Regions from separate parts of the Homo sapiens genome. Here region 1 is linked to region 2. A link is a loop called in an ENCODE intact Hi-C map of the cell type or tissue named here. Cell type or tissue: Caco-2. All regions are shown on one strand. Links, peaks and the distances in the headings refer to the core of each region. The heading gives the core; the rest is flanking DNA.

What was found. Peaks named below come from ENCODE experiments on the same cell type or tissue, not always from the same donor. Only the 100,000 strongest peaks of a DNase experiment are listed, where the experiment ranks them.
Region 1: a loop joins it to region 2, with 37 times the contacts of the local background. A loop is called at or near these places in 1 of 110 quality-filtered maps.

The regions. Positions count from the first base shown.
Region 1 is chr13:32,234,803-32,250,903 of GRCh38, reverse strand. It overlaps FRY (FRY microtubule binding protein), which reads right to left. Exons shown (of 61, transcript NM_023037.3): 43 at 14,732-14,826; 44 at 12,918-13,525; 45 at 11,555-11,652; 46 at 11,023-11,193; 47 at 6,722-6,862; 48 at 3,402-3,581; 49 at 1,217-1,378. Among named protein-coding and RNA genes, the nearest start is that of ZAR1L, 73 kb to the left of the region's middle. In Caco-2, for the core only: no CTCF peak of the experiment used is centred there; a DNase peak (open chromatin) is centred at 8,093.
Region 2 is chr13:32,099,308-32,115,408 of GRCh38, reverse strand. It overlaps FRY (FRY microtubule binding protein), which reads right to left. Exons shown (of 61, transcript NM_023037.3): 3 at 13,393-13,446. Among named protein-coding and RNA genes, the nearest start is that of FRY, 76 kb to the right of the region's middle. In Caco-2, for the core only: no CTCF peak of the experiment used is centred there; no DNase peak of the experiment used is centred there.

The DNA.
Region 1 (16,101 bases), core at 5,341-10,340, 130 kb before region 2:
GTCATTTTACAATTCTGGGAAGGAATCAATGTAGAGGAACACATTGGGCTGTATTTTCTTCTCTCTTCCAATGAAGTTTTCAGCTGAACACTCACTGAGAACCTGCTCTGTTGCAGCCGGCACTATGCTACATGTTCCATTCCCCTAACCTTTGAGAGAGAAGGTGAGTCCTCCTGGGCACCCACTTTGTCCTTCCCAGCACCCACTTCACCTTCTTCTGGTAACACTGTCCCTCTTTTTATCTCGGAAAGGCTCCATTCCCACTAAGTGAGGCTATGCCTCCCTCGCATGTCCTGCAAGATCTTTCAGAATTGCTAAGGATGTCAAAAGAGGAAAGGCCTCTGTCGCTCTGAAGTCATCAGAGCCAAAGACCATGTAAACCTGGAGCTGCCAGAGGTCATCTGGGCCTCCCATAGAAAAACCCTGCCTGAGAATGAAGTCACTGGAGGGGAAAACAAGGGCCAAGATGTTGGGAAGGGAAGGTGGGGACAGTGAGGAGACAGCCTAAGAATCCAGTTTCTGACATCTGTGAACTAGGAGCCAACTGTGCTTGAAGCCAAGATGAGTAAGTTAATAAGTTTCTTTACCACAGAAGGTAATTTTTCAGTGGGTTTCTGTAACAAGTCAACAGAAGACCCCTGAATAATGCAGAAGTTTTACTTGACAGGAAGCCCAATGGCATCTCTGCTATGCTGTGATGACAGAACTACAGAGAATCTGGCAGCAGTACCCCCGCCCCTTGCCATCTGCATGGCTCAGCCCGTGCATGGACACCATGGTTGAGGTGCCTGTTCCGTGGGCAGCAGACAGGGTGGTCTTTGGGTGTGCAGCCCTATCAACCCTTTGGGAGTCCAAGTGCTATAGAATTGGTTGGGAGAACTAAGGATGTGTTGTTTGGCCTCATTAGGAGAGTGGCAGAGGGGCAGAATTTCTGAAGGGCTGCCATGTGAAAGAGAGACCAGATTTTATTTTCTAAGCCTTGAGAGAACTGGAACCAATGGATAGAAGCAGCAAAGAGTCAGACTTCAACTCAAGGTGATGAACTGTTCAAAGAGCAAATGGGTTCCTTGGAATGCCACAAGACCCCATCCCTGGAAGTGCTGAGACCTATATGGGCAACCTTGGGATGGTGAGAGGGAATCCCTTATGACCCAGCCACATGGACTCAACAGGTCCCTAAACTCCCTCCCAGGACTGTGGGTCTAGGATTGCATACCTGAGAATACTGGGGCCTTTTCCAGCTCACTGGAACAAGGACGTTGGAGTTGGAGCCTGAGGAAGTGGAAGATGTGCTCCGGGTGACGGCCATGGCCCTGGGCTTCCCATCACGCCCAGAAGAATTCTGCAGCTCATCATACCGCCTCCCGATGATTGGAGTCTTGAGAAGAAGACAAACGCACATTATTCTGTCTCAATGGTTTTGTGATATATGAAACCCTTCTCCCCAGAAGCAACCAAGAGCTGCTTATTTGATTAAAAATCAGATTAGAGAAGTTCAGTGTTACAAGTGGGCTCATTTTCTCAACATGCAAGTACACATTATGAGTCGTTTTTCATCTTCAACATTTCCTCCCCTCTTTAGCGGCAGAAAAATGCAACTGCTTGTTCTTTAATATGCTTTAGAAACCACTGACAAAGGGAAGCAAAACATGCAGGAAACCAAATAGTCAGTTTTTGATTGTTTAAACTTGAAAAAAATTTCATATAGTTAGAACAAGAGACCAAAATTCCTTTCCCTCTCCCAACTTTTAATCATTAATCTTTATATACTCTCAATTATTTAAAAATGTATTTAACTTATTTATATCTTTTCAATTATTCAAATGACTGAGGTCAGGGCCAGGTACTTGGGCAGCACTTGAGAAATTTCACTTCCTGAGAGCTCCAGAGTGTGGTGGCTGCATAGGCAGCAATTCGCAAACTCAAGCTCCGAGCAGGCCTCCTCTGCAGACACCAGCTCATGGGCTTGACCTCGGCAGTGGCAGAAACTGTCAATTTTACACCTGGCTCCTGAGACCCATCATTCTGGGGCAGTTCTGGGTCTCTGGAGCATGCTGCTAACCAGCTGCATGTTTTTTTGTACCTCTTTAGAACACAACAAACTCAAATTGCAGAGAAAAAATAGCTTTTCCCCCTAGCCAGGTTAAAAAAAATGTGAAAATGGACCAAGATTAAATTGAAACCTTAATATTATTTACATATTAAATATAGATGCAGGTGTCACAATGGTAGCAAATAGTATCTCATCCTGAATACTGAAATGATGAAAGGTCAGTGAGGACCATTGTATAAAAAACCCAACTTGGATATGACCTACATAATAGTGCAAGTAAGTTCCATATAAGCACACCAGGTTTATTTCTTTTTTTTTTAATATACTTTAAGTTCTGGGGTACATGTGCAGAATGTGCAGGTTTCTTACACAGGTAGACATGTGCCATGGTGGTCTGCTGCACCCATCAACCTGTCATCTACATTAGGTATTTCTCCTAATGCTATCCCTCCCCTTGTTCCCCACCCCGTGATAGGCCTCGGTGTGTGATGTTCCCCTCCCTGTGTCCATGTATTCTCTTTGTTCAACTCCTACTTATGAGTGAGAACATGCAGTATTTGACACCAGGTTTATTTCTTAGTGAATTTATTCATTCAGCAGAGTTTTGGAAATATTTACTAGTGATCTACTAATGCACCAGATGTTGTACTGAGCCCTGGTTATAAACAGGAACAGAGTACAGTTTCTGCTTTGGGGGTTCATGAGTCATGGGGTAAGAGATGTGAAAGCAAAGTTATTTTATACCTTAGACTTCAATATAAGCCTCCCAAATATTTGTTCATGGACTATCAGGTAAACATGACTACTTCCTGTCCTTTCTTTTCTTCCTGACTCCTTAGCTTGGGTCCCTAGTCTTTTGCTCCTCCCTCTCTCTCCCCTGCCCGCTTCAAGGCAAGAATTTAGTTTTACTTGTTTAAAAAATAGTGTGGACTGGGGAAGCAACTATAAAAGTGGAGTCTATATTCCTGTAAATTTCGGTCATCTGCTGAACTGGCTGTCATTCAGGGAGAAACATTGTGGATATAAAGACATGACCATTGTCAGATAAAGAATGAGTGAAGGTCATGGTTTAAAATGCTTATGATCGTTCCATTTTTAAATACCTCTTTTTAAAATCATTTTTTACATAACTGAGGCTAGTTTCTATTTTTAAAAGCTGCCAACTGAGAGTCCCAGTGAATATGACACTCAATGGGTTCTTTAAAAAGCAAAACCTAATTTAGCCCTTAGAAATCTTCATTTGAAATAACTGTCAAATAAGTCTTCTTTTTTCCAGGCAACTACTTTTGATCTTTGCTACTACAAATTCATGCTAAAGTTCACAGAAATAGTTAACATAGCTAAGTACCTCCGAAATATCGAAGTGGAAGTCCAGGGTTTTCCCAGGTAATTCCTTGGAAGCACTAGTCCACACTCGATGTATTTCTATTTTTGAGAGGTCACTGTGCTGGTATGAAGGTAAAACAAGGCTGGCTGACCGAGAAACTACCAGCTTCAAGATATTCAGAGCTTCTCTCCAGTGAACACTCTGCAGGAAATAAAACATTCAAGGGTTAAAAATAATTTAATTTTTTTAAAGCTAATGTATGTCAGAATGACCAGTGAGAAGCTAGTGACCAGTCAGAATTCACTGACTTAAAACAGCGCAGCAGGTTCCATGAGAAGTAAAAGGCAAATGACATAAAAAGACAATGTATATATAAAAGGAGCTATGTTTAGGAGACAAACAAAAAAGACCAATTTTGTCCATTTCAGCTAAATTAAATTCTTATTAATGAGGTACCATTATGGTAATGAGGCACCTCCTTAATTTGAGGGAAAAAAAAAAGCTCCCAATGCATTTTATGACACTGACTGTTCAGTTCACTCTTTCTTAAAGTTCTCCCCACCCTCCGGTTTCCAGTCTTCTTGGTCCTCCTTCTAGTTCTCTGGCTCCTCCTGCTCCATTTGCTTCCTGGGTACCTTGATCTCTGTCTTCAGCCCTCTTTTCTTCTCACTTCTTGTCTTCCTCATTACTTAACTCAGGAATCTGGAAGCCCTTCTTAACCCTTTCTTTCCCTCCCTCCTGGTAATCTGTTCCCTCCACGGCATTCCTGCTGGCACTGGCTCAGCGGCACCCTCTTGGGCCTTGCCTGGACTATCTCAATGGCCCCTTACTGGTGTCTTGGCTTGCAGCCCTTAAGTGCATCAGATCCAGCTAGAGTGATCTTCCTAGAACTCTTCAGACCAAGCCACTTCCCTGACTAAACTCCTTCACAGACTCCCTCTGGTGGACAGGGTGGAGTCCACACTCTTTGAGCATGGCCTGCAAGGGTCATCTCCCCCAGGCTGCTGCTGGAGTTCCCCAAACTTGGCAAGCCCTCTCAGCCTCTGTGCCTTTACTCATGCTATGCCCTCATCCTTGAATACATTTCCCCTCCTTATTGGCATGTCAAATTCCTACTCTTCATTTAAGACTCAGTTTTACCATCTTCGTTTCTCTGACAACCTCCAATCAGACTGTGTGCCGCTCCCATAAAAATATTAGAAACACAGATAAACAAATTTGATGAAAGTTGTTATTATTATTTTTTGCCTGGACTTTGCAGTCAAAGCACATGAAATAAAACATCTATTAAATTCTGCGCAAGGGAAGCCATGGTTTAAATGTGAAATAAGCTACTATTTGAGTTAAGATAAAAAGTATCAGACGTCGCCCGCAGGCCTAAGACAAAATGGACAGCCTCATTAAACAACAAAATGGGGCACACATTCGTAGAAAGGTGTCAACTGACCACCTGTCTCCTGTGAGTGAAGTGAGAAACTGTTAACTGACTGCCTACCCTATGTGGTGTAAGTATGATGCAGCAACGCCACTTGAAAAATGCTTGGAAGTCACTTTCAGCATCAAATAATTTCTGTAAGTAATTTGGTGAAGTAAAGATGGAAAGGAATGTCTAAAATTTATACGGTATATCTTCATCAATGAGCTTCCAGAGAGAACCTAGCATTTGCCCTTGAATCCTACAAGTTACAAAGTACATTCCAGAGAAGAAATAGACAAATACAATATAGAGAAAAGGATGTCTATGCTCTTGAGCTAGGCGCTCTCTACTTAACCCCATCGTGGCCCTGCACTACTCCCATGGCCTGGAGCCTCCCTGCTTTAGTCTGTGGTCATGTGTTTTAGATTAACTTCCAGGCTCTAGAAACTCGTCCTGGTGTGTTTGAGCTATCTTTCCATCTATCTATATTCCTATCTTCCTATTTATCACTGTTGGCCGGGTTGGAGTGCAGTGGTGTGATCACAGTTCACTGTAACCTCAACCTCCTGGGCTCAAGGGAAACTCTCTCCCCAGCCTCCTAAGTAGCTGGGACTATAGGTGTGCACCACCACACCTTGCTGATTTTTAAAATTTTTTTTATTTTTGTAGAGATGGGGTGTCACTTTGTTGCCCAGGCTGGTCTTGAACTCCTGGCCTCAAGCGATCCTCTTGCCTCAGCCTCCCAAAGTGCTGGGATTACAGGATAAGCCACTGCACCTGGCCTTGATATTTATTTTTATTTTCATTAAAATAAATTGTGTTTCTGGTCTTCTCAGAGTACGGCTTTAAGAATCAATCTGGGCTGGACGTGGTGGCTCATGCCTGTAATCCCAGCACTTTGGGAGGCCGAGGCGGTGGATCACGAGGTCAGGAGTTCGAGACCAGCCTGGCCAATATGGTGAAACCCTGTCTCTACTAAAAATACAAAAATTAGCCGGGCGTGGTGGCACACGCCTGTAGTCCCAGCTACTTGGGAGGTTGAGGCAGAAGGATCGCTTGAACCCGGGAGGTGGAGGTTGCAGTGAGCCGAGATTGTGCCACTGCACTCCAGCCTGGACAGAGCGAGACTCAGTTTTGAAAAAAAAAATCAATCTGTAGCTGTTTGGAGATGTCCAAGTATCCTGCCAGGGAGGCTGCCTGGTACAATAAAACAAAGACACTGGCTTTGGATCCAAATACCAGCTCCAGCCTTTACTAACTGAAATCTTGGAGCCAGTCTCTTGGTTTTAAAAATATACATAAAGACTGTTTATTATGGAAATATTAAAATATACACAGAAACCGAGAGACTAGTCTAATGAATCCCTTTGTACTATTCATCAACTATTCACATTTTGTCATCTTGTTTTATTTATCCCCTCAAACAAATGTTTTTTGTTTGTTTGTTGCAGTATTTTCAAGTATATTTCTGCAAGTTTCTTAACCACTCTTCAACTCTAAAGTGACAGTTTTAGCCTTTGAATAATCCTTCACATGTTGAAACACCGGGCCTAGAACCCGGCACATGTGAAAGTTCCTACAGTTCCTTGTCCCCTCTCCTTCTCTGAAACGGGATAAAAAAACCAAGACTCTGCCTCTGCCCTCCAAGTCAGGCGTGTGCTTTCAATACTCAGCCTGTGGCCCCAAGAGGCGGAAATGTGCCTTTTAAAGGCACCGGAGTGTGCCGGGGTCTTGTGCTCTCATTCTCTTCAGAATACTACTCAGGGTGTGGCCAACTCCCACTCTTAACTGCCCTGGCTGTGCCATGGATGTCAAGGAATGAATGAGTGGCCTGGCACCCAGATGGTTTTGTAGCCAAGCTACAGGAAAAGCCTCCATCTTTTTAGAACGACTGGTTGCTTAGTGAAGTTATCCAAGTACTCACTTGCACATATTTTTCAATTGTCTTCAGAACTTCCACATTGAACTGTTTGACAGGAACGACAGAAAGGTCCATGTAGCTGAGAAGACTGTAGATCACCTGGAGCAGGGGCTGCTGCACACTAGGGAGGCCCTTCTCCAGCAGCTGTGGGGGCAAAGTGCGGCTGGAGTCAGTCACACACCAGATCTCCGTATGGAAGGACCCGTGTTTTCCAACACATTTAGGATTGCACATTTCCTTTTTATTTTTTATTTTTTTAGGAGATGGGGTCTTGCTATGTTGCCCAGCCTAGTCTCGAACTCCTGGCCTCAAGAGATCCTCCTGCCTCAGCTCGAAAGTATCTGGGATTATAGGCAAGAGCTACCATGCCTGGCTTGATTGCACATTTCCTTAGGAGGGGAAATAAAATCCTAACTATGAAGAACTGAAGATATTATCAAAATAGACTATATCATGTGTGGAGGTGTAAATATGTAAGTATAAAATTCACATGAGGAAATATTTAAAAACACCTAAAAGGAAAGCATCAGACACCAATTATCAAAAATTACAAATTCAAACAAAAGATAAAATCTGTCAGTTATCAAACTGGCAAAGATTAGAAATTGATAATACTCAGTATTGATGGGGAGATAAAGAAATGAGTATTCTTACATATCAGTGGAAATGTAAATTGGATAGTTTGGCAAATAAGATCAAGAGCAATGAAGAGGTCCATAATCTTTTGACACAGTAATTATACTTTTAGGAATGTTTCTCAAACCAGAGATAGACATTAAGATTTATGTATAAGATTTCACCATAGCATTATTTATAATGGCAAAAAACATACACAAAACAAGAAAGCTTTGTAAGCAATTCAAGTATTGAACGCTAGGGAAATGGATATATAAGTTAACAGCAAACTGTATAATGAAACGTCATGCAGTTAATAGAATGACATTTTTAAAGGCAGTGGAGGATATCAGATAATATTAAGTGGGAAATGAAGGATACACAATTGTCTTTTTAATAGATGATGCCAATATTGACATGAATGTGTGTGTTACATAGAAATAACATTGGAAATAAATTTTAAAATGTTAGTATTGTTTCTCTACAATTCTGGGTAATTTTTCTTTTCTTTTTAAAAACTTTCCTGCAACTTCCAAATTTTGTTATGAATATATACTGCTTTTATAATCATAAAAAATCAATGATATTGACCAAAAGGAAAGCAAAATAAGGAAAACATATATGTGACAGACATCATGATAAAAGTTTACTGTTTAAGATAAAAAGTTGATAGAGATGATCCAACTAAATGTTGAAATTACACAATATTTACGGAGTGGTTAAAACATGAGGAAAGAGCAGGGCGCGGTGGCTCATGCCTGTAATCCCAGCACTTTGGGAGGCTGAGGTGGGTGGATCACCTGAGGTCAGGAGTACAAGACCAGCCTGACCAACATAGTGAAACCCAGTCTCTACTAAAAATACAAAAATTAGCTGGGCGTAGTGGTGGGTGCCTGTAATCCCAGCTACTCGGGAGGGTGAGGCAGGAGAACTGTGTGAACCCAGGAAGTGGAAGTTGCAGTGAGCCAACGTCATGTTGCTGCACTCCAGCCTAGGTGACAAGAGCAAGACTCTGTCTCAAAACAAAACAAAACAAAACAAAAAACATGAGTAAATAATTATGTAAATCTATAATGTGGAAAAATGAATATCTTTACTAGAAAGAAAATACATAAAATAGTTCAAAATTATTAATAAAAAGTGTTAAATTAAAAAATAAATGGAATGACAAAATTTAGTGGGGATACAGGAAAACAAGAATATTTATACACTGTTTATAGTATTACAAATGGGGGGATCTTTATGAAGACCAACTTCTCGAATATGTTGAAGAACTAAATAACATACCCACAATCCATGCCACAGGACTGAATAATTCGACTTCAGGAAATGTAGAGTCATTTGATATTATGTGATAAAAGGATTTTGATAAAATCTATTATTACTTGATCAAATTTCAAATATCATTTGATAAAGATCTACATAACAAGACCATTTGTAATGGAAAAAATTATGAACATTAGCAACAAAAGGGAGATGGTTAAGCAAACTGTGTTACCTTAACCTGATAGACTTCCAGAGTTATTTAAAACAGCACTCTGTGCGCTACCCCAACACATAGAAATATACACACACAGTTAATAATAAGTGAGCAAAGAAGGTTCCAGGGAATACCACAGTGACACAAAATTATATGTATGTGCATAGCCAAGACCTGAAAGAATGTGTAATTGAAACAGAAGTTAATATATATTATATACAGTGGGACCTTGGTTAAGTTCATAATAAATTTTTTGGTGACAATTTTGTGATAAGGGCTGAACAGAACAAATTAGATAACCAATTTTTTTATGGGTAGTAAAAAACACATAACATAAAATTTACCTTTTTAACCATTTTTTTAAAAAGTGTATCAATCTACTTTCCAGACTGCCAGAGTACACTGATACACTTTTTGGTTGTTACAGAAGTACTTAGCTTGGCTAATAAAATCTTCACAAATTCTTTCCACCTGTTTTCTCAAGTACATTCACATTATTATGCAACTATCACCACTATCTACCTCCAGAACTTGTTCATCATCCCAAACTGAAATTCTGTACCCACAAAATAATAATTCTCCACTACGAACTGCCCTGAGTTCCTGGTAACTACTATTCTACATTTTCTCTATAAATGTGCTTAATCTCTGTACCTCATATAAGCAGAATCTTGTCATATTTGTCCTTTTGTCCTCTGGCCTATTTCACTTAGCATAATGTCTTCAAGGTTCACCCACGTGGAAGCACACATCAGAATTTCTTCCTGAATAATACTCCCTTGTATATATATGCTACGTACAATTTGCATTTTTGAAACTTCTTATGGTTACTGAGCCAGACAAATGTTACCTCCTTGCTATCTACACTTCACCTTATTTTAAAGGAGGCAAGGTCTGCCTTTGCAAGCAGAACAAATCAGTTCTCTCAGTACTACTTCTGTGCTGAGGTGTGTGTGTGCTTGCTTAGTTAACTCTTGCAGGGACAGGTATGACCAGATGACTATTAAAACCAGCAAGGTGGTACTTATGAGAGGTTCCTTAAAATGTCAGAGATGTGGATGTGGAAATAGCAAGTGAATCCTGGGCTGCTGACAGTCTGAACACAGGTCACACATTACTGATCTGTATTGCAAGTCAAAATCCTGCACGATCAACTATAAATGTTGATGGATGGGGCATCTCTCCTCTGCTAGGTAGATGCTTTCAGGCTTGTGGAGCCTTTGAGAAAATGGCTGATTTTTAACCTATCTGGCATCTGGATTGATGATATAAATAAAAGAAAAACTAGGATAGATTGTCCTCATCTCTTCTGAAAGGTGCTAGTGATAGCTATGAATGCGTATCACAAAGGAAAAAGCAACACTGAAAATGCTAAAACAACGTAGCGATTACCAGTCATTTGCCTTATAGATTTCATGACCTTGTGTAATAAACTTGTTGGAGACTGAAGATGCTAAACGGAATACATTTCATCTCTTGCCCAACAATATTCTATGTATTTCTAGCACCAACGTACACAGAGGTCAGTGTAGGGTTTGTAATGAATATACTAGAAACACGTTGGTATGATGACAAAGTACCATTCCAGTTTTAAAAACAAACATAAAAGGCGAGAATAAAGTTTATTTCAGAATGTATGCTTTGATAATTAGATCAAACAACCATTAAACATATCAAGCCACAAGGTAACTCCTTAAATAAGATTTGAACACCCAGCGTAATTAGGATAAAAATTTCTGATCTGTGCCGTGTACTGACAGGTGTTACCATAATAAACAGAAGGAGTTTAAGCTTTGGAGGCAGCTATATCTAGGTTTAAAGGCTGACTCTGCTGCTTTAAACTTGTGAAAAATTATTTAACCTGGCTGAGCCTCAGATCTGTATGATATTATCTACATCACTGTGCTGTTGTGAGATTTTAAAATGATTCCATTAGCATGTATTATAATATTTAATAGGCACACACTATATGGAAGTTAAGAGTATACTGAGTGTATTATCAATTTTATGCAAATAATTTACCCTTGGAAGCTATAATAGATTTTATCCTTCATTTCAAAGCTTACCTCTGGCAGGGAATGGTGGCCCACGCCTGTAATCCTAGCACTCTGGGAGGCGAAGGCAGGAGGACTGCTTGAGCCCAAGAGTTGAGATCAGCCTGGGCAACATAATGAGACCCTGTCTCAAAAAACAAAAAAAAAAAGCTTACCTCTGCCAGGTAGGTAACCATATTCAAGGTAATGTCAGCATATGCTTCATGAAGGTATCGACAGACCACATTGACCCACGTGGCACAGTCCCTCGTGTAGCTGTGCGTTTTATAAAGAGTCATGACATGTGCAAGATTTGAAAGTTTGGGGTTCTTCTCTTCTAAACAAACCTTTTAAAATAAAAAAATCAATTAGGAATAAAATAGCCCAATGAATAGGAAGAAATGTTAGCAATTTTACTATAAGCTCTGGCCATCTGGAAAGTAGATTGATACACTTTTTGGTAATTACAGGAAATACTTAGCTTGGCTAATATAATTTTCACAAATTCTTCCCACCTGCATTCTCAAGAATGAAAGCAAGCAAGACAATTTGCATCAGCCACCCCTATATTTCCATTACTGTGATATTAGTTATTATTTCCAGTTTTTGAGAAAATCACTGCCATCTCTGGGCCTTGTAATTTGCCTGACACTAGGGCGTCCTGAAGGCCTCTATGGATCTGCCTGAGTGTGGAACTGTAACTCATACCTGAGCAATCCTTTCGGCTATATCCTTACAGAACTGATTGGGATTTTCAAAATGCTGAATCAGCTGAGGCAGGAGACACAAGACATTCAGTGGAAACCCTGGATTAGAGAAGATACAATGGAGATAGCTGAATATGGTATATTTTAGCTGTTAACAGTGGGAAGGCATGTTACAGATTTTTATACTGAGGTGATGCAAAAGCAGTTTTTTGAATCAGCTTAAACATGATCTAACACAAAATCTATGAAAAATGCACAACCACAATTGCACCAGTTACAAAGAAGACAGTAAAGTAGATCTGCGATTTTAAGATGCAGTGATTATCTTGCACTGGACTATTGTGAATAAGGATGGCTGGCCCAGATGTTTTTGGCGCAGATTGAACTGAGCCAAACTGAGTACTAGTTTGAAATTTTTATCAAAAAAACATATTTTAAGAAAAACTGGTGTGAGAGGACATAGGCCAACCAATTTAAGTCTTAGTCATGTAATTGAAAAGACTCTTTAAAATAAGGAATGGCTTAGTCCCTCTCTGTTAAGCGATAGCTTCATGAAATGAATTCTGGGTCACATGCCATGGCATTAAAAATCTGGTTTGTTGGCTGGGCATGGTGGCTCACACCTGTAATCCAAGGACTTTGAGAGTCTGAGGCGGGTGGATCACAAGGTCAAGATATCGAGACCATCCTGGCCGACATGGTGAAACCCCGTCTCTACTAAAAATACAAAACTTAGCTGGGCGTGGTGGCGTACACCTGTAATCCCAGCTACTCCGGAGGCTGAGGCAGGAGAATTGCTTGAACCTGGGAGGAGAGGTTGCAGTGAGCCGAGATCACGCCACTGAACTCCAGCCTGGCGACAGAGCAAGACTCTGTCTCAAAAAACAAAAACAAAACAAAACAAAACAAAACAAAAAGACATAAATGAAAAATCTGGTTTGTTGATTTGGGTTAATTCAAAACAAGAGGAAACCAACAGAATTTCCAAGAAGAACAAAAAGCAGAAAAGCAAAGAAAAAAATAAAAGATTTAGGAGTTAAGAAAAAAAAATTTTTTTTTTCTGTACGAGAGCAATGGAATAAACTAACAGCACCTGCAGTTTGATCTGGAAAGCTAAAAAGAAATCGCTAATATCTTAAAAATAATTTTGGCCCCTTTTATGCTACTGCCTTAAAAATATTTTCTATAATACAGATCATTGAGATTTACATTATATAGAATTTTATGAGAAAAAATAAACTACTCCCAAGGAACCATTTTTAAGCAGAATTGTTAAAAGCAGTAAGTTCATATTATCTTATTGTACCAAATGATGAACACAGTCACCATCAGAATTGAGACAGGGTGAACGAGGCTGGCTTTACCAATAGCGTGGGATGCATCCACCATGGATATTTTGGACACTGGTGTCAGCAGACTGAAGAGCTGCAGGGTCAGGTCTGTGGTGGTGAGGGATGTGAATCCTTTCAGCAGCAGCTGCTGCAGCCCGGAGAAGTCGGCCCACTTCAGCTGTGCCTGGAGTTTCTCAAGCTTTTCTCGGTTCTCAGCCTTATCGAGTGGCATATGTGCCAGTAGTCTGCTCAACAGCCTTAAGGCCATTAAGTATTCAAACTCAAAATCAGACTCCATCAAGGCCACTGTGACCCAGAATATGGTGGCCAGCAGGTTGGTGGGATGGTTTATGTGGGATGGGTCCGTGAGACTGTCCTTCAAGGAGGATGAGCTTCTGGTTTTTGAGGAGAGGCCTTGTTGGGTACAAGCCTGAATTCTGTCCAGTGTGGCACTTCGAGGTGGGTCAGAGGATCGGTCGATGACACCAAACTTCTTGGGCACAGAGAAGCTTCGTTGATGCCGGCTCCGTTCGGCAGTTGCGGTGTTGCCGCTGGTGGTTCCCGGGTTCATGTTTAGTTGTCCTGTGCTCTTTCTGCTTGCTGTTAGTTTACTGCTGGAGCTTAAATCTGGTGAGGAAGAGCTGGGTATAAAAATAAATAAGTTTAATAGGATGCCAACATGTGTCACCAAAAGCCAGTCCTTTCAAGTCCACTGAGAAACACTGCAGGAGGGAAATCATTCTTTAGAAATGCCACTTTCTATTCATTTATTTTTCCTTATCTTTAAAGCTATAAAAAACAAAACAAGAGAAACCCTCATCAACAAAACAAAAAGCCCAATACTGACTGCTACTTCTTGAAAATGTAGAGGAATCAATAATTGGCCTTAAAGTTTACTGATATTTCATTTATGTTTTGCTTGAATTTGGGTAGGAGTAATTATGAAATAAAATGTACCTGATAGGTATAAGCTTCAATATTCTGTTAACTGACTGATAAGGAGAACAGAAATGGGAATTATGCTATCCAGAAAGAAGCTGGTAAATGTTCATGTCAAAGGAAATTTTTGGTACTTACCAAAATTTAAGAAAAATTATTTCTAAGTCTATGCTGAAAAGGTAAAACTCTTTGTCAACATTCTTGCTATATTTTTACTGATTTAGATAAATCTTTATGTTAATATAGATAAATATGTGTGATGTTTGTAATCATACCAAAATTATCCATAAAAAATGCTCAACTTAAAAATAAAACAAGGCCCAATCGGATACAAGATAACATTACCGACTCAATTTCAAGCAAGATGAGCTCAATAACACAAACAGAATATAGAGTCGTGAATAATTTGAAATGAATTATTAAACATTGGCAGGAGCAAAAAAAAAGATACTGAGGTAGGAATTTCTTTGAATGAAGTCAACATTTATTCCAACTGTTTTTATGGCAACAGTTCAGAAGCTTTGTATATATTCATTTAAAAATAATATTTAGCTTTTGCTTCTCTTTACCAATGTAATAAATAGGATAATTATTACATAAAATTTGGAAAAATACTCAGACAAAAAAAGAAATGAAAAATTATTAATATTTTATCATTCAGAGATAACACTTAGTATCTATCTTCCTGATGTTTTAAAATACTTATATAATGTGTGTGTGTGTGTGTGTGTGTTTGTGTGTATTATGACTTCTTTTTTAACTTAAGAAAGTATTACACATACTTTTTCAGGTCATAAATATACTTCAAAAACTAGATTTTTTCTTTGTACTTTTCCTAAAGTCCAGCATCTCCCAAATACTCCTGTGCAGTATACTTGATGTCAAAGTATCATTAAGCTGATTCTCACCGGGACAATACAGTTAGGAGGTCACTGTTCTTCAAGCAGTCAGACAAGTTATCCACAGCCGCCTCCAAGGTTAGGAGCGCTTCCATTACATAACCCTGCCAAACATGCAAAGATAGCATTTTGTATTGCTTGTAACCATTGTTAATTTCCTAAGATAAATTTAATTAATGTAAACTGTATTCCAATAATGTTATTGCTGCTTTAATTTATGAAGTCTAAAATAAGCTTTAAGGGCCACTTAGGAAATTCAGATGGCTTAGGAGTTAGCAGATAATCATACAAATTTATTTTCCTATGTCTAAGAGCCTCAACAGATCACTTTCATTTGAAATTCAACAGCGAGGGGTAAGCATGACCCTCTGCTGAGGGGAGGGTGGGCATTTGAAATACAGAGTGGCAATGTCTGAAAGCCACAGATCAAGAGGAGAGGTACAGGAAGAGCTGCCTCCGTGGTGTTTTAAACAGCACCTCTGATGGCTGAAAGAAGGAAGCAGGTAGTGTCTGTAGGTGTGCAGGCTTCCTCAGATGCAGGAACATTTCTTTTTTTCTGAGATGGAGTCTCACTTCCGTTGCCCAGGCTTGAGTACAATGGCACGATTTGGGTTACTGCAACCTCTGCCTCCTGGGTTCAAGTGATTCTCCTGCCTCAGCCTCCTGAGTAGCTCGGATTATAGGCGTGTGCTACCACGCCTAGCTAATTTTCGTATTTTTAGTGGAGAAGGGGTTTCACCGTGTTGGCCAGCCTGATCTTGAACTCCTGGCCTCAAGTGATCTGCCCGCCATGGCCTCTCAAAGTGCTAGGATTATAGGCTTGAGCCACTGCCCAGCCAGGAACATTTCTGAAGGGAAAGAAGGACTTGGCCGGAGCCAGAGAGCTTGTAATGCCAGCAGCTCTCAACCTGTTCAGCTTCCCAATCTCTGGGCTCTATCTTGAGGGCCTCCTTGTGGCAGTCACTCTCCATTCCTTCTTCAGCTCTTCTCAGTCTACTGGAGACTAACCATAGAGAGAGAGGTAGTGCTTTGGACAGATACAGTGGAGGTCCCTGCTCTGGGTAGGGAGACTGTATAACTGCATCCTAGGTTGGCAGCCAGAAACCCCAAACTATACAAAATAATCCCCTGGCCGCCTGCCAAATAAAACCAACCACAAAAACAACAAAGAAGAAGCCACCAGAGGATTTCCAGTTGTTGGCTTATATAAAAGAGATAATATCCACTGAATTTCTAGAACAAGGCTCCTTGGAATAATTTTTGTAAATATAAAAGTCAACCTCTAAAATTGAAAAAATATATTGTACATGTCCAGATGGCTGGAATAATTGTTGACAGAAGAAAGGCTCAAAAATAGTTTACACCTCATTGAGATGAGA
Region 2 (16,101 bases), core at 4,154-9,153:
ACACATGCTTGAACTGCATGAGGTGATGGCAGTGATTCCAGGCATTCTGTGATCTCGGCCTGAGAAGCAGAGATGGCAGAAGAAATGGAAATCCTTAGTTAACTCACAATATTTCTGCAGTTAAGCAGGCCGGGCTTCACTTCCTTTTATAAAGCAGGAAATGAGAGCAAAGGGAGCTAAAGTGCTTTGTGTCAATAGGATTTTCCACTGTCACCTTTAAAAGAAACCTTAAGATTGAACAAAATATTTATTGCTTTCTTTCTCACATTCTACCACTTCATAGCCTACTTCATGCTGTCTCTCCCATAATGATGGTTATATGTACACATACAAAATTGTACATTATCTTTAGTTATGAGTTAATATAAGGTAAAAATAAATAGGCTATTGCATTCAGCCTGCCCTGTTAACCTAGTCAGCATAAACTTTTTAAAACTGAAGAGCAATCTAATTATTTAAAGAGTCACCCTTCCCTTGACTCTAGTGAAATCCACAGCCAAGACATATTTTTCCTGCTGTGGTCATGAATGTAACAGCAGTAACTTTTCAGAAGAAAGCTAATCATGATGTGGCAAGGTAGTAATTCACTAATTCTTTCTAAAGTTATCCCAACATGAGAAAGGATATTTACTTTCCGAAGTCACCAACATCTAAAATGTTTTGAATTGAGAAATGAAGGACATTCCTCCCATTGAAGAAAAAGGGATCAGAATTCAGAGTTTCTGACTATAGGATGACTATCTTAATTATTACATAGGTAACGAAATTTCAAAGCATTACAGTTATATTTCAATAATTTAAAAATACTTGTGTAAATCTGCCGAATCTAAGGAGACATGATGACTAAACGTTCATGTGGTATGCTGAATGGTATCTTGGAACGGAAAAAAGATATCAGAGAAAAAGAAAGGAAATACAAATAAAGCACAGTAGAGTTTAGTTAACAATAATGTGCATGGAAACTGCACCCCCTCCCCAACAGCTTGCCCTACACATCTCTTCATCTATATCCTTTGCAATCTCCTTTATAGTAAACCACTAAAAAAGCCCAACACATAAAACAATAATGTACCTATGCTGGTTTCTTAGTTGTGACAAAAGTACCATGGCAGTGTAAGATGCTATAGCAGCAGGGGAAACTGGCAACTGCCTGAATTATCTTTGCAACTTTTCTGCAAATCCAAAACTATTTCAAAATAAAAAGTTTATTCAAAAAATACTTGTGTGGGATATTTATAAGTTCCAATACTCACTACAGACCCATAAAAGAGATGGAAACTTACGTTTGACTCCTAAACATCTCTGGGCAATGCATGCAATGTTCCGCTACCTCATGTATGTGGAACCCCCATTCTCCATAGAGAACTTCCACAGTGTTCATCAGACTTCATCTATAATAATTTCTTAAAATATTTTTTTCTCCCCCATTAAAAAGTCACCCTGAATCCATTCTTGGTGTTAGATCTACTGGGCATACTTTCCATGGCAAAACACTGAAACCATCTTAGAAGGGATGAAAGGTCAGCATGGGGTGGATGTGTGTGTTTTTCCATCTTTCTGTTACTGCCCTTCTGAGCCCAGGCTTTCAGGAAGGAAGGGTGGAATTTGCAAAGACCTGGCCCTCAAAGCTCAGGAAGGGAGGAAGGTCTAGCTGGCTTCTTGGTTACTCAACTCCTTCATTTACGGGAAGCAGAGCCAATGGTAAGATGAATTCTAGCTCTGTGCTCCTGATGAAAGAGGGCAGGCCCATTTACAAAGATGTTCTTGTTGCATTTAAATGATCATATTCTTCCACCACAGATGAGCTAGTGAGCTAGGTACTGGGCAGCATGAAGAGATGAAGTGCACAGAATCACAGGACTATTTCATACTTGTGTTTTCTTTTTTGGGGGGATACAGAAGAAAACTAAATGTACTTTGTAAATGTTTTAATGTTTACTTTGGCAGTTTATGTATAAATAGGCCAAAAGAGACTGTTATGCTGCAGCTAAGACATTGATTTTTCATAAGCATTTCATTATACTTGTTAAACGCAAAGAAGGAAACTTTACATATAAGTGTTTGAATAATTACTCAGTGGAGTCATTCCATATTTTATAGTAATAAGACTGGCTTCTCATAAATGGAACATTTAATGAATAACTTTAAAGTAACTGCACTGATGGTTTAATTTCTCTAACAAATTCAAGTGGTCAAGCAACTCTGAGGGCCACGATACTCACTGTGTAATACCATAAAATGCTGATATCTTAATTTCAAATGCAATTTATTTATACTTGATCACATATCATACTATTGCTAGATTATAGTATTTGATGAGTAACGACAAAGATTTAAGAATAGTTTCATAGAAAAACAATATCATAAAAATCTATACATTAAATATTTTTTTTCATTCAAGTTAGGAAAAGATTCTTTGATTTTAACATCTTAGTTCATTTCATAGAACAGTGTTCCACTAGAGAATAATTAAAGCAATGCTGACTAACACTAATATAAATCCAATGCCAGTTAAATTGTTTTCACTCTTAATTGCTTACATTCTTCATCTGCTTCCTTTTCCGGAAAATTACTACTACCAAGATGGTAGAAAGTGATTTTAGCTCAGTTATAGAGGTGTGAATATGTTTAACCATGTGTTTCCTGTTTACAGATAGTATTTTAACATATTAAGAAATAAAGTAAACGGTACATAAGTACACAAGTACACAAAAGTATGTAAGACATAACATCTGGAAGAAAACCTTAACTGAAGTTACTTAGAATGTTTGGGCAAATGATCTGCAATTCACGGATATGACACTAGTTAAGAATATAAGTCACATTCAATTGCAAATAGTTACAGCTTAATGTTCTCAGAACCCAACATGTGAGACTGACCACTCACGTGCCATGTTTTCATAGTTTCTCTAGTGTATGGGATGATCAAATGGTCTTGGGTTCAAGTTACAACTCTGCCTCTTATAGCTGTATAAGCTTGGCATGCCACCATTTCTCTGATGCTTTGTGTTCTCAGCTGTAAAATGGGACTAAATACTTACCTCATTGGGATTTTAAGAGGACAAATGAGATGCTATAAAACGTGGGGCACATAATAAACCTTCCAAAATGTGTTTCCTTCTTTCATTTCCAAATATAGAAAGAGGAGCATTAAAAAAAAAAGACAAAAAATGACTGTGATGAGATCACAGGCTAAGTTAATAACAGAATAAGTAACAGAATTTGCTGTCAGGATTTTATTCACCAGAGCTGAAGAAATGTCACTTTCTAAGTATATTGTGGGAACCTGAAAAGCCCCACCTATCCCGTGTCCAAGCACAAACTCCCAGGGTCTTCATTAGAACCCTTGCAACTTAGTTTGTGTTCCCATTCTTTTCTGACTCCAGCAGATGTAAATACAAAGCCTTTTGCCTGGCGCCTTGCAAATGCTTGCATTAGAGGTCACTGAGCAATGTCTGTCCTGCATTAGACCCTTGAGAGAAAGGTAGCAAACATCTGGCTCCCTGAGTTTGCTGCAGGCAACAGCTCACTTCAAAGCCAATGAGAAAGGACACTGAGGATAGTAACTCATGACTATTCTGGAATCAGAATCAATCAATTGAATAAAACCAATTAACTCAGGATCCTCAACCACTCTGAGAAAAGTGTTGAGTCCAAATATAAGTGGGTTGTGACAAATGGACACAACCCTCTGCAAGAAGGCACAGTGTGAAGCTCCTGTACTTCATTTGGTATAAGAGCGTTCTGTAAAACACATGTAGCCCTCATATGATCCTGCTCTCCCCTTTCTCATCTAATTCTCAATTATCTGTCCTTCTTCCTGACAGATTCTCAATCACCCATGCAATGCTGATGCTTCCTCTTCCTGCTTCACTGCCAACTCTCTTCTTCTCTTTCTCCTTCTTCTTTTTTTGAGATGGAGTCTCACTCTGTTGCCCAGACTGGAGTGCAGCAGCACAATCTCGGCTCACCGCAACCTCTGCCTCCCAGGTTCAAGTGATTCTCCTGTCTCAGCCTCCCGAGTAGGTGGGACTACAGGCACACACCACCACGCCCAGCTAATTTTTTTTTTTTGGTATTTTTAGTAGAGATGGGGTTTCACCATGTTGGTCAGGCTGGTCTCAAACTTCTGACCTCAAATGAGCCACCTGCCTCAGCCTCCTAAAGTGCTGGGATTATAGGAGTGAACCACTGCATCTGCCCCCAACTCTCTTCTTGATCCCTGAAATCTGATTTCTGTCCTTGCCACATTATTGGCACCTTTATTTGAAAAATCAGCAGGGACAATTCAATGGCCAACCAATGGCCTTTTTTGCAATAATTTCCCTTGAAGTCTCCTGAGCAAATGACAGTATTCACCAGGTTCTCCTGGAAAGGATTTCTTCCCCAGAATCCTATGATGTTGCCCTGTCTTAATTAGCTTCCTGTACTTTCTCTTATCTTCTATGCTGTTCCTCATGAAATGCCAAAGCATAGTAGGACAATTCATCTGTGACAATAAGGATCTGAATTCTGATTGCTCTGACACATGCTCCTTTGCAGAGTAATCAGACTTTATTATGCAAAGAGAAAATAACTTCCACTTACTGTATGAGACTGTTTTAAAAGTTGAAATAATACTTCAAACAGAAAAACATTGTACAGCATACAATTTTTGGTATTATTTAACACATTGTATGTTTATATCATCATTAAATACTACATAAGCAAAGGTCTAAAAGCCAAGGGCAGAGCAAATCAACAAGCAAGCATTTGCATGTAGCTGGAAGGTATGTGAAAGAATATTCGTTTCTGACTTCATTCATCAGCTAGAATTTTCATTTCTGAGAGTAACTGTATCTAGTGGCTGTCATTAATACAATCTCCAACAGGTAAGGGTCACAAACTCCCTCAAGTAAGAGTTATTTTGGAGTGTTGCTTTTTCACTTTTAAAAATGGGCTAATTTGATCATCACCCACCCAGGCCCACGCTCATCACGGTTGGATGAGTAGTTCTTTGTTGTTGGCTATTGTTTCTTTGGAGAATCTGAAATAAAATGCTGTGGACTTTTATTGTAAAAAGATGTCTGTACAACGAAGAAAACCACTTGAAGGTAAAATGGTGAGCTCACATGCCTTTCATTCATAGATGCTCTCCACAGATGCCAGATAAGGAACTCATCACTGGTTCCATGATTATGTTCTAGCACGCTGCTTTGTTATTTAGGTGCTACCAATCATAATCAGCCACTATAACTTAGCTTGTGAAAGTAAGCTTCAAAGTATTTAACATTAGTCCATCGACTATGAAAATGCACTCTACACATCCATGAATAGCCATTGCAGCAAAAGCCTTCCTCAAAGCCACTTCCAGTGAGCTCCTAGCTGCTAACCTCCAGTTCTTCCTGGTCTGCATCTTCCGTGATGTCCCTGCATCAGCTGCTGTGATGGGCCATCCCTGCCCTAGAGAGCACTATCTCTAGACTTCTCCCACTTTCCAAACTACCCTTTTTCTAGCCATTCTTTTGTAGATCCCACCTCCTGATACTAAACTCTTTATGACGTTCTTTACTTATGTGCTCTAGTCTCTATCAGTGTTTGTTGAGTGACCACATAATAAACTGAACCCGTTATTTTTCTTGAGATATTTCACCTTCCCTGAAAACTCAGTATGCATAACGGATTTACAGCCTTCTCTTGTCTTCTGCCCCCAAGTATAGTTTCCTCTGCTTGAAGAGCTCATAGCCCATAGAAAATAATCTAGACCCCTCAGCACGGCTCCTACTACCCACTGCAATGGGCTCAGTCCACCTTTCTACCCTCATTCCCAGCACTCTGCTCTTTTCACCTTCAACTTCTCCTTTGTCTGTGAGACCCCTGCTGCCTGGCATACCCTGGCCCAATTTGTTCATCTGGATAAAAGGCTTATTTTAAATGTCACTGCTCCTTGGTTGCTTCTTGTAGCACACACTTGTGTACCTTCCTAGCATCATTAACTCCTCCTTTATCTGAGTTCCTAGAGCACTTGATACAACCTCTATTATAGCGTTTACATTGCCACTTTATTTGTGTAGATAACTGTCTTCCTTCTGGGATTGAGAATTCCTGGAGGACAGGGCTCTGTCTTATTCATTTTTGTGACTTCAGCACCTTGCACAGATCCTAGTATGTGTCAGGCACTCATTGTTTGTTTAATTGAATGGAAATCGCTCCAAATCATGCTTAAAACTACAGTTATCCTTTGTTTCTCCTTTTCTCAACCAATGTTTATCCTTTTTATATAATTTTGCTTATAATCGTCCTTTCTTATAGTCTCACTGCCTCCATTTTAGTTTAGGCCCCTTTAGCTTAGAATCTTTATCAATGCCATGTTCCCCAAATGCCTTAGGTCTCTTCATTACTGCCTTCATGACCATTGTCTCCTTAAGGCTAACATCAAGTTGACAACTTGATACTGGTATGCATACAGCCCCATCCCACTGGCATTAAGATCTTCCACAATCTGATCCCTTTCTACCTCTGCCGCCTGATCTCTTTTTTAACTTCTGCCAGACTGTAGGAAATGTTTGTTTACAATGGAAAACTAAAGCATACCTCTCAAGGGGTTATCTGATTCTGAGTCTATGGGGGCTCTATACCTGTCAATGCCTTTGAGCTATTTTAAAATTGTATAAATGGTAGATACCTGATAGCAATGCAAAATAATTCTTGTCTATAGACATGAAAAACTGTCCAGTGAAGGTTCAGTGGACTTCCCTCCCCCACATGAAAGAAGCCAGTTTTGCCTCTGATTGCATTCATTTCAATGATGATTTATAAATGTGTCTGTTTTTTGGAATTTAACTGGTTGTAACATCCTGCACTAATAACAAGTTAAATAAAATGTTTAATACAGGTTCATTTTATATCTCTATGTGAGTCATATTTTTGCCTGTTTTTGAAGATTATCCTTTAACAATACATGCCTTCTGCATCAACTAAATTGATCAATTTCTAGGTTCCTCAAAGATAACTGATAGTGTCATTTTTCTGTTCAGGACCTTTGCATAAAATGTTCCTTTCTTCTGAAATTTCCTATCTTCCTCATCATCAACACTCAGCAAATCCTATCGATTCTACTGCTTTAGGCACCTGATAAATCTTGTTCTCATCTAGAAGGCATTTTCTAGCTAGGCAACTGGTCCTGAGGCATGTGTCTTCTGTCCCTGAAGTCTCAGCATATTTACTGTCCACACCATTCATGTGGCACTTCTTACACATGCAGGCCTATGTCAAGGCTGGTTGTGCACTGCCTGACCCTCTTCCAGATCTGGAGCTCCTGGAATGTGAAACACATGCCTGGGGACCACATTCTTACATCTCTTTGTCTCATATAAAACTTTGTGTGTATGTATATACATATACACATGCACAGTAAGTGTTTGCTAAATTACTTTATTACCAGAACGATTTTTAGTTCCTTTTACTCGCTAAGCCCTGACAGTTACTATAGTAATTTAAAATAAATAGTGATAGTATATACATCTTCAAATGCTGTTGGAATTCTCTTCTGCCTTTATTGATTCTTGTTACTGGTATGACTTTATCACTAGCATGGACCAGAAGGGATAGCCCATACTGCTCTGAACCTCTGCTGCCTGCTCCATGAAGGCCTCCCTGGCTCCTCAGGGCAGGGCGAAGTTTGCTCTCCTGAGGCTCACACCCGCTTTAGCTTACTTACTAGTCTGCGGTTATCATTTATCTGATTGTAGTTCTATTTTTCTCTCCAACGAGACTCCAGTGGTGGGGCCTCTAGGGCAGGCACTATGCTTCCTTCCTGTTTGTTTCCATGAGTTGGCATAATGCTTGGCACATGGTTGCCAGGAGGTAGGTGCTGTATAACAATGGAAAAAAACTCATATTCCTGAAGTTTGTGAAAAGTGAAATTCTGGAAATGAGGGCACAAATTCCTAGTTCTCCAATGTGTAAAGCATTCACTAGTATATTTCTCCTACTAACACTGAGCTTTAAAAATCCTGTTTAGACATCTTGTCATTTATAAAATCTTTTTTCCAGGTTTCTTCTTTATTTTTATTTTTTATTTTTGAGACAGAGTCCCACTCTGGAGTGCAGTGGTGCAATCTCAGCTCACTGCAACCTCTGCCTCCCAGGTTCAAGCGATTCTCCTGCCTCAGCCTCCCAAGTAGCTGGGATTACAGGCACGTGCCACCACGTCTGGCTAATTTTTGTATTTTTAGTAGAGATGGGGTTTTGCCATGTTGGCCAGGCTGGTCTCCAACTCTTGAGCTCGGGTGATCCACCCGCCTCGGCCTCCCAAAGTGTTGGGATTATAGGCGTGAGCCATTACGCCAGGCCCTTCCAGGTTTATTCTTACAGAGTTGGAGTGTAATTAGGTTAAATTTAGAAATACTAAACCAATAAAATTATGAGTGTAAAAATATAAAATATAAAAGAAAACATGAAGTTTTAGCTTCTAAATATATATGTATATTTAAGTTCAAACTGGAAAACTGGCAAATTTGAGGAGAAACCCACAGTGGGAAAGAAAGAGGTACAGAACTGTAAATAGTTCTACTTTGGGCATTTTGGCTAAATATCTAGTGGATACATCTAGCTGTTACCCAATAACAGGTTTTCTTCTTTTTCTTTTCTTCTTCCTTAGGTATAAAATACCCCATTTTTAGACGGACACATAGTCACCCAAAGTAAAATTTCTCCACCTTTCTTATAGCTAGATGTGGCCATGTGATTGACATCTGGCTAATTGGATATAAGTAGAAATGGTATATGCTATGTTGGAAAGTTTTGTTTTTTGTTTTTCTATAATTCTTTTTCCATTTCTCCTTCTGGCTGCCTGGAATACAGATGCAATGGCCAAGCTCTAGCAGCCATACTGGACTTTGAGAATGTAAGCCATACATAAGAAAGAAAAAATAATCTTGCTCAAGAAGATTTTACTTTATTTGCCATTTGTAGCCAAAGCTAATCATAACTGATAAAAGATTTTAGATCCTTTACCTGCTGAAAACTTCCCTCTGAACTCTCATCAACCTAGTTTTTAGAAACAAAGATTATGGAGTAAAAAGCACAGGCTGTATTGTCAGAAACAATAAATTACAGTCTTGGCTCCTTCAGGTTTTAGTCATATAATATTGGGAAACTTCTGAGACTCACCATTATTATCATCTCTATATTAAATATAATATCATAGTAAATATAATGTTATATATCCTATAGATATATTTAATATTAACATAATAGTGTATTAATATTAATACAATAGTATATTTAATGTTAATATAATTTAACTTAATATTAATATATTATATTTAATGTTAGTATAATTTAATATTATATTTAATATTATTATATTATATTTAATATAGAGATAATACCTTCTTGGAGTTGCTGGAAGGACTGAGTGATGTCAGGTGAGATAATATGAGAAGGGGCTGGGTAAACTATAAAGTATTACATGAATTTTTTTTTGCTTCTATTTCTAGCAAGAAGAAAATGAATCATGGGCTGGTTAGGTAGAGGAGTAAAAAGGGCCATTCAGGATTAGTCAGTGAAACAGTAGATACCTAGCTCTATATACCCTGTTGTTCATGCCAGTGACATTTAGAAGAAAGAACTTGATACAAATATCATTTAAACAGGAACCAACTGTATGTTGTTCAAAGGATGCACTTAGCATAGTACCTATCACATATAAGTACTAAATAAATGCTATCTCTACTATTACAACTACTCCTACAATTATAGCAATGGAGTCTGAACCACTCAAGGTGGCATCTCCAGCATATTCTTTTCCCATAGACAGACTTCTGTGGCAACCCAGATTAAAATCCTACTGTTTGGAATAAAACTATATAATTTGAATGTTTAATGCCAAAGGACTAAGAGACCTTGCTATATTCATGGCCTTACCAATGGAACTGAAATTCTTATAGTTTGTTGGTTGAAACAGCAGATGAGCACTGTTTTAGTGCTGCTGAGATTGGTAATTGATAAAGAACAAAAATGTACTCATCACAGTTCTGGAGGCTGGGAAGTCCAAGATCAAGTCACCAGCAGGTTCACTGTCTGGTGAAGGTTCGGTCTCTACTTCCAAGATGGCTCCTTGAACACTGTGTCCTCACATGGAGAAAGGACCAAAAGAGAGGAGCTCCCTCTGTCAAGACCTTTTATAAGAGCACCTAACCCCATTCACAAGGGAGGGGCCCTCATGGGAAAATTACCACTTAAAGGCCCTACCTCTTGATACTATCACATTAACAGCAGCTGAATTTTGGAGGGTACACATTTGAACCACAGTAAGCACCTTCAAAAGCTATTATGCTTTGCCAACTTTTTCCCCACTGAATCTACAGGTGGACCAACCTTAGTCAAGTTTCTCTATGGCTTTATATTAGTCTGTTCTCACGCTGCTAATAAAGACATACCAGAAACTGGGTAATTTATAAAGGAAAGAAGTTTAATTGGCTCACGGTTCTGCATGGCTGGGAGGCTGCACAATCATGGCACAGGGGTGAATGAGGAGCAAAGTCACGTCTTACAATGGCAGCAGGCAAGAGAGAGCATATGCAGGGGAACTCTTCTTTATAAAACCATCAAATCTCATGAGATTTATTCACTATCATGAGAATAGCATGGGGAAGACTGGCCCCCCATGATTTGATTACCTCTCACTGGGTCCCTCCCATGACATGTGGGAATTATGGGAGCTACAATTCGAGGAGAGATTTGGGTGGGGACACAGCCAAACCATATCAGGCCTGAAAGTCTTGCTATCACTTTAAAACTGGACTACATTTTGTGGCTTGTCCTCTCTCACAGTTCATTTGTGAGTTTATGATGTAATGATCAGAGGACAATCCTATGTGACCTATTTGAAAGTTCTTAGTGACCATCTTACTATTGGTTCACACTTAAAGTGTCTTTAATACATAGAGATATGTTACAGGGCAGGGCTTCTCAAGCGTTAATGTGCATGTGAGTCACCTGGGAGTTTTGTTAGGTGGCGGATGCAGCAGTTCTGGGGCCAGGCTAACAGTCTGCATTTCTAGCAAGCTCCCAGGTGATGCTGATGACACAGATCCATGGACAACACTTGGAGACGCAAAGTTAAAAGTGATATAGCTAATTAAGTGACAAAGGTGGGATTTAAACCCAGGTTTGTCTAATTCCAAAGGTCATGTCTTTTCCACAATACTGAGATTCAGAAATAGAAAGCTGAGTAACAAATAAGAAATTGTGTTTAAGCCTAGTTATTTGGGATTACTATTATCTGCAAAGTTAAAATTTAGAACGATTTTCTCAGAGGATAAAGAGAGGTACATTAAGCTGGAGAAAAATGTTTTTGAAGAAAGGACAGTGATAATTTAATAAGATAAAGAGACAAAGAATATAAAATAGAGTGGAAAGCTAATAAAAGACAGGTGATAAGTATGTACATTTTTTTTTTTCGAGATGCGGTCTCACTGTTACCCAGGTTTGAGTGCAGTGGCGTGAACTCGGCTCAATTGCAACCTCCACCTCCTCAAGTGATCCTCCCACCTCAGCATCCTGAATAGCTGGGACCACAGACATGTGCCACTATGCCTGGCTAATTCTTTTGTATTTTTGATAGCAGCAAGGTTTCGCCATGTTTCCCAGTCTGGTCTCGAACTCTTGGGCTCAGGAGATCCACCTGCCTCGGCCTCTCAAAGTGCTGGAATTACAGATGTGAGCCACTGCGCCCAGCACTATTTATTCTTTTTTTTTCTTATTATACTTTAAGTTTTAGGGTACATGTGCACAACGTGCAGGTTTGTTACATATATACATACACATGTGCCATGTTGGTGTGCTGCACCCATTAACTCGTCATTTAACATTAGGTATATCTCCTAATGCTATCCCTCCCGCTTCCCTCCACCCGACGACAGGCCCTGGTGTGTGATGTTCCCCTTCCTGTGTCCATGTGTTCTCATTGTTCAATTCCTACCTATGAGTGAGAACATGCGGTGTTTGGTTTTTTGTCCTTGTGATAGTTTGCTGAGAATGATATTTATTCTTAAAAAGCCACAACTTGCCACATTTCCAAAATGGTAACCCCAAACATCATATACCGTATTCACCAAGGGTCTCTGACCACCTCAGCACCTGCCAGGTGACAACAACAATGGACAATGTGACAAAAGAAGATAGTGCCATGGCACAAAGAGATGAGGCCCATCTTCCATTTCACCAGCCTTCTGGAAAATGGCTAGCTTGGCTGGCAACAGAGCTAGCCCAGAGCCACGCCACCGTTGCAGGGCTGGCTGTGAGCATAAACCTGTGAGGTCTCCTTCACAGAACAGCTCATAAAATAGAAAACAAAGGATTTTGTCTGTACAGTCATGGTGTTTCTGGATCATACAAGTCTAAATTTGTACAGCCAGGGAGACTTCCTCTGGATTTCATATTAAAGGCAGTTTCAAAGCCCGACAGAAAGTGTACACCCTGTGTGGTTTTCATTAGACCATAAAAACACCGTACTACCACAAGCCAGGGAATATCTAGCAGTATTTTGTGTCTGACGTTGGCACCAACTGAGGTTTTTGAAGAACATAATGTCCTTTTTGTCATTAACTGCAAAAGTTTAGGAAACTTCACAAACATACCTCCAGCCTCCTTGGATGTCCTGTTATCCATCATTTTTAAACATGCCTAGGGCCTTCCTGGTTACTGAACCAGAATCTATCAGATCCTGATTTCATATGTTTATTACCTACTGTTTAGAGTTGAATGTTCTTTACTAGTCCTAACCTATTTTCAAAGGACTTACCTTGTATTTATTCTGTCTTAAATCATTTTGTTCATGTATTATTTTCTCTATTAGAATCTAAGATCCTATACTGTTTTATACTTATTTTGAGGTAGTATCTTTCTCACAAGACTCTGAATTCTTGAAGACCTAAAAGTTATCTTAGATTTTGTATCACCAGTACCTAGCACAGCGTCAAGCAAATAGTAGGCCTTCAAAAAAATGTTGCATGAAAACAAGAATAAGCTCTAGTGCAGAGATCTGATCATCACATAGTATCATTCATTTAGAAGAATCTCAAGTTTTTAAACGAATGGAATTTCCTTTAAACTCTCTTTTCTTGGTTTCTTTAATTCTGATATGTAAAGATTTAGGAAATAATCAATTGAAGACCTACTCATATTATCCCAATACTTTCCAGTTCTTTTTGATTCTAACCAATAGACATTTACTGAACAGCTATAAACCACAACCATGAAAACTGCAGGGTACAGTTCTTAAGACCACATACCCATATACTTTTTGAGGATGTTCATCCATACAACAATAGTGAGCATGCAGACCTTGCCTTGCGTGAATGCTGAAATAAAGGAAAACTAGTATATAACATATATATCACATACCTGATCAAATTGGGGGTCTTCTCCACGTTGCAGAGATTTTGTCAATGGCTTTTCCTAGAAAGAAAAAGAATATATGCAAGAATAATTATTAGAGTCTCTTAAATAGTATAAAAGAAATGCCATTATTGTTCCATTTTTTCTCACTCATTTCTCTCATTATGGAATCAGGAGGCACCAATTTTTAAATGAGTGAGGTATTCTCCCTTAGGTATTGTAACCATAGTAGTTATGTTTGATCATTACTGCCACGACTCTTGCTATTCATCTTAATACATGTCTCTTTGACCAAAACATTAAGAATCTGATACTTAGGGAAACTCAAAACTACAATGAGATATCACCTCATACCTGTCATAAGGACTTTTATCAAAAAGACAAAAGATAATAAATGTTGGCAAACATGTAGAGAAAAGAGAACTCTTGTATATTGTTAGTGGGAATGTAAATTAGTGGAGCCACTGTGGAAAAAAGTATGGAGGATTTTCAAAAAATTAAAAATAGAACTACCATATGATCCAGCAATTCAGCTTCTGGGTATGTATCCAAAGAAAATGAAATCAGTATCTTGAAAGATATCTGCATGCTCATGTTAACTGCAGCATTATTCACAATAACCAAAATATAGAGTCAGTCTAAGTATCCATCAGTGGATGAATGGATAAAGAAAATGTGCTACATATATATACAATGGAAGACGATTTAGCCTTAAAAAAGAAGGAAATCCTGTTATTTTTGACAACATGGACGAACCTGGAGTATTATTATTATGCTGAGTGTATAAGCCAGGCACAGAAAGACAAATACTGCACAATCTCACATAAACCTGAAATCAACAAAAGTCAAATTCATGGAAGCAGAGACTAGAATGGTAGTTACCAGGGGCTGGCGAGAGAGGAATGAGAGGAAATGGAAGATGTTGATCAAAGAGTACAGAGTTTCATTTAGATAGGAAGAATAAGTTCTGGAGAGCTACTGTATAGCATGGTGACTGCAGTTAATAATGTATTGTGCTATGGCCTCAATGTATCCCCCAAAAATTCATACGCTGAAACCTTCAAGGTGATGGTGTTAAGAGGTGGGGCCTTTGGGAGGAGATTAAATCACGAGGGCAGAACCCTCCTGAGTGGGATCAGTAAGAGGTCCTAAGGAGCTTGTTCTCCCCTTCTGCCATGTGAAGATGCAGCGGGAAGGCACCATCTATAAAGAAAGGGGGAACTCACCAGCAACCAAATATCCCCGTGCTTTGATCTTGGACTTCTGGGTATCCAAAACTCTGAGCAGTAGATGTCTATTGTTGATAAGCCATTTATTTTATAGTAATTTGTTATAGCAGCCTGAATGGACTAAGATACATTGTATACTTGAAAACTGCTGAGAAAGTAGATTTTTAAATGTTCTCATCACAAAAAAAATTTACGTAATGTGATAGAAATGTTAATTAGCTTGATTTACTCATTATACATATATCAAAACATCATGTTGTAACACCATAAATAAACTTATTTGCCAATTTTATAAAAAGAATCTGATGCTATAAGTGGTCCTATGTCTTCAATGGCAACAACATAATAAAAACCGTAAAATTTATTTGAAAAATTTAATATTTATCTTGGGATTTGACAGATAATAAAAAGTCACGGCCAGGTGCATTGGCTCACGTCTGTAATCCCAGCACTTTGGGAGGCCGAGGCGGGCAGAACACGAGGTCAAGAGATGGAGACCATCCTGGTCAACACAGTGAAATCCTGTCTCTACTAAAAATACAAAAATTAGCTGGGCAAGGTGGTGTGTGCCCGTAATCCCAGCTACTCGGGAGGCTGAGGCAGGAGAATTACTTGAACCCAAGATTGCTCCACGGCACTCCAGCCTGGTGACAGAGCAAGACTCCATCTTAAAAAATAAAAATAAATAAAATAAAATAAAAAGTTGAAAGCAATTCACTATTCCAAGTCCCTAGATTTAGAAGCAAAGTAAGGTTTATTTATTAGACTGGTACTGAGGGAGAACCTACCAATCATACATTTACTAGGTGTAACTGGTGAATTTGGGGCATGTGATTTTTCTTGCACCACATCTAGTTCTCTGCAAAAATAATATCAGTAGTAACAAGAGTCTACTACAGAAACAATTCACCTTAATTATTACATCTTTGTTTACATTAGGAAGCCTTAACTGATCTTCCAGCAGAGCATTTTTTTTTCAATTCAAAGAGTTTAATTCAGACATTATTGACATTTTGAGAACTCCAGAAAATGTAACTCAAAGCAAGACCTCAGTTTTCCAAACTGAAATTTCTGAGGAAAATATTCATCATGAATAGTTTTCTGTTTTCAATGCATTTCAGAAAGAAATTTTTACATATCTGGTAGAAGGATTTGAAGTATCTATTGTAAGTAAATTAATTACATGGGAAATGTTCATTCACACAAAGGAAATAGAGCTTTTATGCTGACTGTATTATACGTTTTCAAAATCGTATTTCTTTGTGCTCTTTCAGAGAGCTTTTTAAAACTCGGACAACTTGAATTTTTAATTATAGAATAATATATATTGCTAATTCACCCTTTCCAAAATGACTCAACTCACGCGGTATTGCTTTTTAAGCCTCCAGCAGAGCATTTTATGTTACTTACCCTTATTTGTGTGTGTGTATGTGTTAGTGTGTGTGTATGTATGTGTGTGTGTATATATATATATCTCTGTATTTTA